Linked DNA regions of Homo sapiens: regions 2 and 3 are each linked to region 1. A link is a loop called in an ENCODE intact Hi-C map of the cell type or tissue named here. Cell type or tissue: A673. All regions are shown on one strand. Links, peaks and the distances in the headings refer to the core of each region. The heading gives the core; the rest is flanking DNA.

Region 1 (4,205 bases), core at 773-3,272:
TGGTATTATTGGAACATATTAAAAATTTTGGAATTTTGTCACTGTGGGAGAAATGACTTTTCTAACTCTCTTTTGCCATTCAAGTCTTCAACAATGATCTGCCTCTCAAATATTCCTCTTCAGCTGAAGTTACCCAACCTGCTAAGACAACTAATAGCCAAGGACCAACCATCTGAGGGCTAAAGCAATTATCAAGACTACATCAACTTTTTCCATGTATTAAATTAGATCCCTGGAAATCTATAGATTCTAAGTTATGGCCTTCTCACTGCATGACTTAATACTGTGTTGTTGGATTTTGAAGTTTTATGGTAAAGATATAGCCACATGGAAAACATTTCATAAAACAACTGTGATATATAACTGCTTAGTAGATAATCAGATGTCAAAAACATTAAGATATAAGAGTTGTTGGAAGATAATGCCTTAAAACTTTTTTTTTTTCTAATGAGCTGGTATAAACCTCATCTTAAACAATGCAATCCATGTAATAATGCCTTACATTTCTTCTTTTGTCTTATATTCTAATATTAACTGCAATTACAGCCATCATCTTTATCTTAATTTTTCTGGAACACATATTTTACCCAACAGCTACTTGTATTAATTCTTATTTTAATGGTTCTTTGATATTTTTATTGGTTTTGATGAAGCCAGATCAAATCTAATTTGGATTTAGAAAGGTATAAATCATAGATAAAACTTGCCTACTTTCTTCTGTGTTGTCTTTGAAACTTGATGGAGGGTTCATTTTTGAATTAGAGTATTTTTCGCATCAGGAAAACAAAATCAGCTAGGTGTCTGGGTTAGGATGGGGTATCAATGGGTATAGCAGAGAGAGAATGGAATAGTTCACTCTAACTTAACGCCAAGACTGATTTTCTGAAATGGCTTTGGAAATATGTTACCTTTCCAGTTACTTAACCCTATAGCTCCATCTTCAGCACTGAAAAGTCTTAGGTTAACTTTATAAAAAGGTGACTTATACTCCAGGTTTAACAACAGCCTGGCTGCAAAGGAAGAAAGAGAAACAGGAGAACCTAGGCCAAGTGTGGTGGCTCACACCTGTAATCCCATCACTTTGGGAGGCTGAGGTGGGTGGATCACCTGAGGTCAGGAGTTCGAGACCAGCTTGGCCAACATAGTGAAACCTTGTCTTTATTAAAAATACAAAAATTAACCAGGTGTGTTGGCCGTTGCCTGTAATCCCAGCTACTTAGGAGGCTGAAGCACAAGAATTGCTGAACCCCAGAGGTGGAGGTTGCAGTGAGTTGAGATCACACCACTGCACTCCAGCCTGGGTGACAAGAGCAAAACTCCGTCTCACAAAAAAAAAAAAAAAAAAAAAAAAAAAGAAAGAAAGAAAGAAACAGGAGAACCTAAATCTTCTCTAAGACCTCTCTCACTGCTAAGACTGTTTCCTCCTCATAGTCCCTGATCACTGAAAGTCCCTCTAAAATAATGGTGCCTGAGGGTTGACACCTTTGTCATTCATCACATCTTCTCCTCACTTCAGGCCATGCTTTTTTACCTATGTCCCATCTGCAAAGTAATCCTAGAAGATATATTTTTTTTGGTAAAAGGCATAGAATCTCTCAGGTCCATATTAACTAAACAATTGCTTCAAAGTTTGAGAAATCTCTTCTAGAGTTTCAACCCAGGAATTTTAATCACAAGAGATTCCTAAGGATATCTGACCAACTTTGTTTTTTAAAGTAAGCACAAATGCATCATGAATCCACATGATCTTTTACAAGAACATTCTTTCTTATGGGTGAATTGGGAGCCAAGTGAGGAAACCTGGACAACGCTGCCTTTTTTCAGCAAGCCTCATATATGAAAATCCTAGTTGATAAAGGACAAACTGGGGGGATGCTTGTATCACAAAACATGCTTCACTATACTGAAGAAATTTTTGACATATTCCTTACAATGGTTAATTCTTAGCCTGAAATGTTTTACTTAAAGATTGACTCGGTTTTTAAAAAACTACCTCTCAGGACATTCATTACATCAAGTGCGAGAAAACTAAGAGAATGTTTTGGCAAATTAAAGTATTTAAAGACTCCTGCTGAGTATAAAGGACATTTATTCATTTCCTTCCTTCCCTCCCTCCCTCTCTCTTTCTCCCTTTCTTTTGAAATTTCCTCATAATTTTCCTTCCTTCCTTCCTTCCTTCCTTCCTTCCTTCCTTCCTTCCTTCCTTCCTTCCCTCCCTCCCTCCCTCCTTTTTTCCCCCATACTACTGGCCTATTTAATTTTTATTGTGTGTATCGGTTTTATTTTATTGTATTTTTTACCAGTTTAGCATCAGCTCATTTTTCAAATGAGATCTTACATGAAATTGCAGTATTTATAATATAGAACTTCCATGTTCTCTAGAACATAGTTTGAAAACCACACTTACAGCTCCCTGCCAAGCCTCCAGAAGTCATCAACCTATACCCTCCAGCACTTGTCCTATTTCCTGAAACACACAGAACAGGCAGCACTACAATATCTACAAATATAATAAGTTAGGCCCCTGTGCAGTCAGAGATCAGTTGTAGAGAACTGAACTGGTTCAGCCAGTTAAAAAAAATGGATTTATTAAATGGCTTGCAGAATCACTGGGCTGAATCTTCACAGTAAAACTGGGTGACTATAGACCTGGTTTGGTAAAGAGGAAGCTTCCTTAAACTCTGGTCAGGTGTGATTCCAAAGCCATGCTGCCTTGATTGGAAGCTGCCAGCACAGATGCAGAGTTGGGCCTCACCTTCACTTCAGTACTAGAGATGGATGCCTGCCCCAGCAGTCTCAACCCGATCAAGCTGGTGGCCGTGCCCTGGGAGCTTGGCAAATAATGCTGAAAAAAAACAAAACAAAACAAAACAAAAAACCCAAGTCTCCACAACTGCCTTGCTTCTCACCTTCCAGAACCCAGCACATTGGATATTCCAGAAAGAATCTGCTTTCCAGCCTCAGTGGTAGCAGCAGGTGCACTAGGAAGAGACTGGTATGGGTGATTCCAGCCAGACACCCTAACCACCCACTCCCAGCTACTTAGGCCAGGGCGCTGGTTCTGATGCTAGAGAGAATGCTCTGACATTTTGTTGTTGTGGTTGTTGTTGTATTTTCTTTCTTTCTTTTTTTTTTTTATTATACTTTAAGTTCTAGGGTACATGTACACAACGTGCAGGTTTGTTACATATGTATACATGTGCCATGTTGGTGTGCTACACCCATTAACTCATCATTTACATTAGGTATATCTCCTAATGCTATCCCTCCCCCATTCCCCCACCCCACCACAGGCCCCAGTGTGTGATATTCCCCACCCTGTGTCCAAGTGTTCTCATTGTTCAATTCCCACCTATGAGTGAGAACATGTGGTGTTTGGTTTTCTGTCCTTGCGATAGTTTGCTGAGAATGATGGTTTCCAGCTTCATCCATGTCCCTACAAAGGACATGAACTCATCCTTTTTTATGGCTACATAGTATTACATGGTGTATATGTGCCACATTTTCTTAATCCAGTCTATCATTGATGGACGTTTGGGCTGGTTCCAAGTCTTTGCTATTGTGAATAGTGCTGCAATAAACGTACGTGTGTGTGTTTATAGCAGCATGATTTATAATCCTTTGGATATATGCCCAGTAATGGGATGGTTGGGTCAAATGCTATTTCTAGTTCTAGATCCTTGAGGAATCACCACACTGTCTTCCACAATGGTTGAACTAGTTTACAGTCCCACCAACAGTGTAAAAGTGTTCCTATTTCTCCACATCCTCTCCAGCACATGTCGTTTCCTGACTTTTTAATGATCGCCATTCTAACTGGTGTGAGATGGTATCTCATTGTGGATTGATTTGCATTTCTCTGATGACCAGTGATGATGAGCATTTTTTCATGTGTCTGTTGGATGCATAAATGTCTTCTTTTGAGAAGTGTCTGTTCATATCCTTCGCCCGCTTGTTGAAGAGTTTGATTTTTTCTTGTAAATTTGTTTAAGTTCTTTGTAGATTCTGGATATTAGCCCTTTGTCAGGTGGGTAGATTGTAAAAATTTTCTCCCATTCTGTAGGTTGCCTGTTCACTCTGATGGTAGTTTCTTTTGCTGTACAGAAGCTCTTTAGTTTAATTAGATCCCATTTGTCAATTTTGGCTTTTGTTGCCATTGCTTTTGGTGTTTTAGTCATGAAGTCTTTGCCCATGCCTCTGTCCTG
Region 2 (4,205 bases), core at 1,053-3,552, 270 kb after region 1:
GGCTCCCTTTTGTAAAGGTGGCGTGCCAAGATCACCATAGTTGATGGGAGCTAGCCAGCACTCATAAAAGAGGCTATAGGGGCAACATTATGCCCCATAGCAAGAAGCACGAATTCTTAAGCATAGCTACACCAGAAAGCAAGTAATCCCACTGAAAGCAACCACTGTTCTGTATGGCAAGAACCAGACTCTCATTTTATTTCATTTTTCACTGTTCTCAGATTCCCCTCCCCGTCTCCCAAGGGTGGGTTCATGGCCATCCAAGATTATACCATTGTCACAAATGCTCTCAAAAGTGGGACTCTGATTCCCATTGTTCACAGTGGGACTTTACCCTTGGACTACATCTAGTTACTACACAACATGTAGGGGAAATTTAAAGGACATCTATAGGTCTGAAATAATACACTCTCCTAAGTGAAAATAACAGATGGCCTGGCAGATAATGATCTTTAACTGAAGGGCTAACCAGTAACAAGGCCGGTTCTGGGAGCACTTGGCTATGGCAACAGATGACGCATAGGAATCATGTTTCTTGGAGGTCGAGGCAGACAGTATCTAAAGAATAGGGAAAGCTGGAGGAAGAATGCAGCACCCTACTTCCACGGAAGTGGGTTTCACCCATTGTCTTTCTCCTGCAGACATGCTGGTCCGTAGAGAGCCTTGGTACAGGTGATGGCTTTTGTGACTTAGGGGACCTGGGATGTGTAGGAAGCACAGATCATTTTAATGTTCCTTCTTGCCCAGACATTGGCCAGACAGCACATTGAAGCAGCCATCTCTTCCCCAAAATAACTGCTGGGAGAGGTAGCATGACCCCTCCAATAGCAAACTTTAAGGATTTACAGCTACTATATAAGGACGAGAGGGTAGAGGGATGGGTGGTAGATGTTAGGAGCCCCTAAGGGAACAGGACATTCTGGGCCCTTCTAGATAACCTCTCTGATTACCTGTATATCCTTTAACCACATACAGCTAGATCAGCCTCACAGCTCTGGATTCCTGGAGTTCTGAGGAGGCTTCAAGACACACACAGCTGTAGCTCAGCCTAATAGTGCAACCCAAGATATTAGCAGTTTGACGTATTTTTATGTTTCAACATCCTTTTGCTATAGAGTTGTTTTTTTTAAAAATTTTTACACATTTGCAATATGATTTCATGGCAATTTCAAAAGGGGTTCACAAGAGTTATTGTTTTAGCTAAGTTTACTCTCTAGATTTACAGATCTTTCAGCAAATGTACCTAAATATTCCAGAGAAGTCGACAAAAGTTGAAATAAATTGGTTTGCTTGCTAGGGCAACAATGCTCTTTTCAGAAGAGACTTTTGCTTGCTCATTTTCCAAGTTAAAATATCGTTTATATTATTGGAGGAAATGAGGCAAAAGATATTCACATGACATGTTAATGAAATCAAATGAGTCTTGACATAAAAACATAAACATTACTATAAATATTGCCTGCTACCTGCTAGTACTGAACAGTGTTCACAGCAGAAAACTCAGTATCTCATCTTGTAAGTAATTTATGAGTTGGCAAATCATTTTACTCATATTTATAGTACAACTGATAACTTCATTGAGATTATAATATGCAAAAAAGGCTGACTAGGGGGTTAGGAAGGAAGAAAAGAGAAAAAAAAACAAAGACAAAGTACTTACTTTGAGTGATATTTTAAAAGTAATCCTGAATTTCAAATTAGGCTTTTTTGCTCAAAAAGAAAGACTGATCTAGTTCTACTCCCTGGGTCCTCAGGGTATGCTTCATTACTCAACAGGACAAATCTTTGAGAAATCTTCCTTTTATATTTATTTCTTCAAATGTCCATGCTTTACTAGAAATAGTAAAAAACAAAGCTGCCTTTAAAAAAAAAAAAGCAAATCCAGGATGTAAGTAACAAAAGAAAAATAAATCCTCTCCAAAGCTAGACTCTAATTCAGAGTGTAACTGTCTCCGCTATCTCTGTTTGAAGGCGTCCTCTTGTATTCCTTGTGACATTTCTCTTCACTCAGCCCGGTGCTGTTTTACAGCAACGTGAGGATGTCTGAAGAGAAATGAACTCATTCTCTGAAGTCCCTTGTAGTAAAGGAAAACAGATGGAGGATTTCCTGCTGAGGACTCCCTACCGAGGCACAAATTCGAGGGGGTGTGGAATTGACTTGTTAAGGCGCTCGGTTTTCTAGGCTCAGCAGAATCAGCTCAGCAATGAGCCCATATATGCTGTCTCTGCGCTACAGAGAACTCTGTCATCCTGCAATAACTCCACCGAAAGCAAGTGGCGGAGGCGGCTCAACAACATTATAGGGCCCTGTTTGTCATCACCCCTATTGCAACCACATCTTACCTCAGGACCAGAGAAATGCACGTAAGGACGTTTTGCTAGATTCAGTCTTCTTTCCCATGACTTTCGTTTCTTTTTTTTTTTTTTTTTAACCGTTATTTGAGGCTCAGGGGTACATGTGCAGGTTTGTTATAGAGGTAAATTCACGTCAGGGTTTGGTACACAGATGATTTGGTCACCCCGGGTACTAAGCAAAGTACTTGATAGTTATTTTTCCTTCCTCTCGTTTCTCCCACCCTCCTCCCCTTTCTTGGCTTTTCACATTCATTTCCCAGGTTTCTTATCTGATATAAGCAGTTTCCAGTTCCATGCATTTTGTGAGTGCATTCCTAAAGATTAATTTAAAATGTTATCAGCATTTTCTTTCTCCTACCACCCCTTTTCCGTATGAAAGTACACTTTTCAGCGAAGCACATTTCAAAATATGTGATGAAGATACTGCTTTGCTCAGGAACATTAAATTACACATATGAAGAAAGCAGGACTCTGCATAAGCTGCTTACGACTGCAGAGCCCTGACCACAGATTGAGACTTTTTAACTTTAAAACAAAAACAAAACCAGAAATAGTGAATAGCCCAAAACTCACTTTTTTAATTTTTATTTTTGAGACAGGATCTCACTCCGTTGCCCAGGCTGGAGTGCAGTGGCATGATTTCAGCTCACTGCAGCCTCAACCTCCTGGGCTCAAGTGATCTTCCCACCTCACCTCAACCTCCCAAGTAGCTGGGACTACAGGCACACTCACCACACCCAGCTAATTTTTGTAGAGATGGGGCATCACCATGTTGCCAAGGCTGGTCTCGACCTCCTGGGCTCAAGCAATCCTCCCACACTGACTCTCCAAAGTGCTGGGATTACAGGCATGAGCCACCATGCTCAGCCCCAAAACTCACCTTTAAAAGCACTATTAGGGCCCAGCACAGTGCTGTAATCCCAGCACTTTGGGAGGCCAAGGCGGGCGGATCACCTGAGGTCAGGAGATCGAGACCAGCCTGACCAACATGTGGAAACCCTGTCTCTACTAAAAATACAAAATTAGCCGGGCATGGTGGTACATGCCTGTAATCCCAGCTACTAGGGAGGCTGAGGCAGGAGAATTGCTCGAACCTGGGAGGTGGAGGTTGCGGTGAGCCGAGATTGAGCCACTGCACTCCAGCCTGGGCAACAAGAGCAAAACTCCATCCCCCCCCACCCAAAAAAAAAACACTATTTGGAGTTATTTCCTTCCTTATCACCAAGAATAAGGATACTCCTGCCCATCAGAGCCCTATTAATCTAACAAAGCAGTAACCGTGTATTAATTTCAGTTATCCTAACAGTTCACTCTAACTCCCTAACTATCTTTCATATTACAAATGTGTGTTAAACATCCTTCTAGAAATAAGTACCACACAGTCTTTCTTTCCGTGTGTCTTGGTGCAAGAGTTAATTTTTGTGGAGTAAAAGTTTCCATAAGCACAGGAAAATGACTATGAAAAATTAAGAGAGGTAAGGAGGGTTATTAGGAAGAAGATGTGTAAATTGTGTGTGCGGAGCTATGGCTGATCCATGAGTGGTGAGGACAAAAAAAACTTTTATAGACTCAATAAAAAATTTAAAAATCATCTAGAAGGCTGTTCTACATCAGGGATCCACAAACTATGGCCCATGGGCCAAATTAGGCCCATTGCCTATATTTGTAAATAAAGTTTTATTGGAACACATAAAAATTGAGAAATTCCTCTGTAAAGGAACAGATAGCAAATATTTTAGGCTTTGCAGGCCATGCAGTCTCTGTTGCCATATTGTCTACAGCTGTTTTCCTGCCACAACGGCAGAGTTGCACGCTTACGACAGAGACTGCATGGTCTGCAGAGCCCAAAA
Region 3 (4,205 bases), core at 1,053-3,552, 170 kb before region 1:
GGCTGCATGAGGTGGCTCATGTCTGTAATCCCAGCACTTTGGGAGGCTGAGGAGGGAAGACTGCTTGACCCCAGGAATCCGAGACAAGCCTGGGAAATATAGTGAGACCCTGTCTCTACAAATAATAATAATAAAACTTAGTGTGCCTGTATAGTCCCAGCTACTTGGGAGGCTGAGGAAAGAAGATCACTTGAGTCCAGGAGTTTGAGGTTGCAGTAAGCTATGGTCATTCTACTGCACTCCAGCCTGGGTGACAGAACAAGACCCTGTCTCTAAAAAAAAAAGAGACGAAAGAAAATTCTACATAGCTCCCCCAACCATCCTATGGCATTGGGAGAGAATAAGGGTTACCCACAAGCTGAGAGTTACTGATCCACAGGTAATGTCTTTGCTTATTCATCAGGCAAAACGTTATTGTGGAATAGCAGGTGAAGTTGGAGATGTTGACAGAGCCTGCAGGCCCTAGAAAAATTTTGGATTTTATTTAAATGCACATGGAATGGTCGGTTGAATCAAACAGGTGGAAATGTGACAGGGACAGGGATATATATATAAATTTGTCTGAGTCCAAAATAGCAATTGCACAAGTATAGAACAGTGGCTACATGGCTTAGCTTTTGCACAGGTGGAAGAGGCTCAGGGGCTTTTGATGACAGCCTTTATCAAGTGAACCATCGGCAGCTGCTACTCAGAATTTAATGCAGTCATAGGTGCTCAACTAGAAACACAACGTGCAAGCTAAGAGATGGAACACGCCCAGTAGGTTCTGCCTGCCGACGTTTGTTCAGATTTTGATAAAATACACCATCATCTACTCCTAACTACCTTTTCTGAATTGAACCATTGCTTTGGTTAGCTTACCTGAGTAAGGACCTTCCCCAGTTCATACATTTTTTTCCTTTAGAGACAGGGTCTCACTCTGTTGCCCAGGCTGGTGTGCAATGGTGCGATCAGGGCTCACCACAGCCTCCACTTTCTGGGCTCAAGTGATCCTCCAGCCTCAGCCTCCTGAGTAATTGGGACTACAGGCACACACCACCATTTTCTTTTTTTTATAGAGACGATGTCTCGCTACGTTGTTCAGGCTGGCCTCGTATTCCTGTGCTCAAGTGATCCTCCTGCCTTGGCCTCCCAAATAGTGCTTTTTAATCCACATACTTTTTAATCCACACACTTACAGCTTCTAGCTCCTTCAGCCCTGCGGTGGACAGCAAGACTTCCTCCAGAAATTCCAAAATGTGGAAATGAAAGAACAGCAAACTCATGGTCAGCAGACCGCCTCCCGGGGATTCCCATTCCTGCCCCATGGAGTTTGAATTCCCAGAAAATTCTACTTTGGATCTGCCCTCTGACACTTGGCATTCCACCACCGGACACTTGATCCTTTGATTAAATTGTTGCCCTCTTCCTATTGCCCTAACATGCTTGGAAAGGAACATCAGTTTTCTGGTATCTCAGTTTATCACTTCCCCCAAAGATAGAAACGATGGAAGGCACAGAGGAGTTCTGAAAAGAAGCCCCAAGCTGAGGACAAATGCCAACTGCCTCACGTTTTCATTCGGGGCTACAGCTGCATATGGCTGGTACATTTACATTTAAAAACTTTTAATTGGCAAATAATTATATATACTCAAGGGGTACATAGGGATGGTTTGATATATATATATGTATATATATGGTATATGGTATACCATCCCTATGTATATATATATAAACCACCCCTATGTGTGTGTATATATATGATATATGGTATACCATATTATATATGTGTGTATATATGGTATATGGTATACCATATATATATATATATATATATGGTATAATGATCAGATCCAGGTGATTAACATATCCATCATCTTCGACATTTCTCGTTTGTGTTAGGAACGTTCAATATCCTCCTTCTGGCCAGGCGCGGTGGCTCACGCCTGTAGTCCCAGCACTTTGGGAGGCCGAGGTGGGCGGATCACGAGGTCAGAAGTTCCAGACCAGCCTGGCCAACATGGTGAAACACCCTCTTTACTAAAAATACAAAAATTAGCCTGGCGTGGTGGTGGGCGCCTGTAATCCCAGCTATTCGGGAGGATGAGGCAGGAGAATCACTTGAACTCGGACGGCATAGGTTGCAGTGAGCTGAGATCATGCCATCGCACTCTAGCCTGGGCGACAGAGCAAGACTCCATCTCAGGAAAAAAAAATCCTCCTTCTAGCTATTTGAAACTATATAATACAGCTGCAGCAAAAACTGAGATAAAGTTGAGAAATTCAACGAGGTGCACAAGTTCCAGATGACCACCAGATGGCAGGAGGTGAACAGTATTTTCCTGAGATGCAGCCTCTTAAAGGAGTCTTCAATCTCAAGTCTTAAAGAGTGTTAAATGTGGATGGTGTGAACAGTAGGAACTACGTGCCCCTCATACCTCGTCCCCCAGCCTGCACCCCACAGAAGAATATGAACCTACCTGACTTTTGGCAGGTCCTGCCTTGGGGTCCTCTGTGTGTAATACAGACATTGATTCCTGCACTTGATAATTTACTGACCACCACTCACCCCCACTGTCTGCTTTAGTTTCCACTAAGTGCTGTGAAGGAGGGTGAACTCATAGAGGGTGAGATCCAGGTTTCCTGGAGTGAGCAGCGTGTGAGCTGAGATCAGGATGAGGAAGTGGTGGGGTGAACATTCCAGGCACAGGAAGCAGCTTGTGGCTGGGGCTTGAGGAGGAGCAGACCAAAGAACAGGGTGGCTGGGCCAGAGGGAGCCGCGGGTAGGTGGGCGAGGCGCCCACTGAAAGATAGGGAGACGCCAGATTCCGTGGGGCAGGGATGCCACGCTTGACCTTGGGAGTGTCTCCTTTGAGGGATTTTAGACAGAAGGGGCAGGAAGAGGTCAGGGCCCCTTTCTCTGGAGTCACTCAGTGAGCGGACATTCTTTTTGCAGGAGGGGGAAAGTGTGCTAGGCCTGGCAGGGCAACTTCTGCTGTGCAATGGATTCTATTCATTTGTGAGACTGAAGAATGTGCAGCTGCAATCACTGTACAATGATCTAGTTATTCCTGAACATCTTCTTCCCTGACTCCATTTCCAAGTAAGTTAGCCAACTGTTTGAGAATCAAACAGCTCAGCTAAGCCTTCTTGGCTTAGCTTCCTAGAGTTGATGTCAGGTGAAAAAAAGCACTTCTCAGAAAGGAGTAGAGACCTCCTTTTCCAGCCCAGAGGACACCAGGGATATGAGGAAGGAGGCGGCTGAGGCCCCAGACTCAGACCCTGGTGTGTGTGGTCAGATGAGCTCAAAACCACAAAGGAGATAACACTCAAGGGAGGAGACCAAACAGGTCAAAGACAAATTCTGGCTTCCTTACAGATCTAAGAAATCTTAGGTCTCCGATATGGTTTGGCTCTGTGTCCCCACCCAAATCTCATGTTGAATTGTAATCCCCAATGTCAGAAGTGGGCCCTGTGGGAGGTGATTGGATCACAGAGGTGGTTTCTAATCGTTTAGTGCCACCCCCCAGTGCTGTCTCATGATAGAATTCTCACAAGATTTGGTTGTTTAAAAGTGTGTAGCACTTCTCCCTTTGCTTTCTCTTCTTCCTGCTCCCGCCACGTATGACGTGCCTGCTTCCCCTTCGCCTTCTGCCATGATTGTAAGTTTCCTGAGGCCTCCCCAGCCATGCCTCCTGTACAGCCTGTGGAACTGCGAGTCAGTGAAACCTTTTCTTTGTAAACTACCCAGTCTCAGGTAGTTAGTTCTTTAGCAATTCCAGAATGGACTAATACAATCTCTAATCCATCTGCAATCCTAAATCGGTCCAATGTGCTATCTTAGATCCAATCTCTTTATGGAGCAGTCCTGGATACCACTTTTAATGCCGGCTCAAACAAAGTGTGATCCAATCAACATGCTGCAGAGAAGGACTTAATATCTTCTGCAGACAGGACGGCTCAACTGTCGCTTCCCAACATTGGGGATCATCTGTGTTCCTGTTGCCTGGCAGAGGTGTTGACTGGTAATGATACAAGGTTGGTCCCTACTGTCCTTCATCCATAGAAAGGGGCTTTCATCTCATTTGTTTCAAATAGAATACTTGTAGGTAAAGGCTTTAAATAAAGCCAAAGACAAAGAATAAAAGTGTGTCCTAGGTATGGAGATACGGAGATGTAGGTAACACTAGAGGTGATCGTTTCACGGTGATTCAAGAACCAGGAGA

Evidence for each region. Peaks named below come from ENCODE experiments on the same cell type or tissue, not always from the same donor. Only the 100,000 strongest peaks of a DNase experiment are listed, where the experiment ranks them.
Region 2: a loop joins it to region 1, with 7 times the contacts of the local background. A loop is called at or near these places in 2 of 110 quality-filtered maps.
Region 3: it touches region 1 in a loop (9-fold over the local background); 2 of 110 quality-filtered maps call a loop at or near these places.

What each region holds. Positions count from the first base shown.
Region 1 is chr10:24,388,483-24,392,687 of GRCh38, reverse strand. The region is part of intron 3 of KIAA1217; the gene reads right to left. Among named protein-coding and RNA genes, the nearest start is that of MIR603, 110 kb to the right of the region's middle. In A673, for the core only: no CTCF peak of the experiment used is centred there; DNase peaks (open chromatin) are centred at 2,187 and 2,317; H3K27ac peaks cover 2,377 bases.
Region 2 is chr10:24,116,377-24,120,581 of GRCh38, reverse strand. It overlaps a transcript of KIAA1217 not described here. Among named protein-coding and RNA genes, the nearest start is that of KIAA1217, 91 kb to the left of the region's middle. In A673, for the core only: no CTCF peak of the experiment used is centred there; a DNase peak (open chromatin) is centred at 2,121; H3K4me3 peaks cover 1,691 bases; H3K27ac peaks cover 2,010 bases.
Region 3 is chr10:24,555,430-24,559,634 of GRCh38, reverse strand. No RefSeq gene overlaps it. Among named protein-coding and RNA genes, the nearest start is that of ARHGAP21, 170 kb to the left of the region's middle. RefSeq lists a silencer at 567-1,014. In A673, for the core only: a CTCF peak has its summit at 2,283 (motif pointing right); a DNase peak (open chromatin) is centred at 2,314.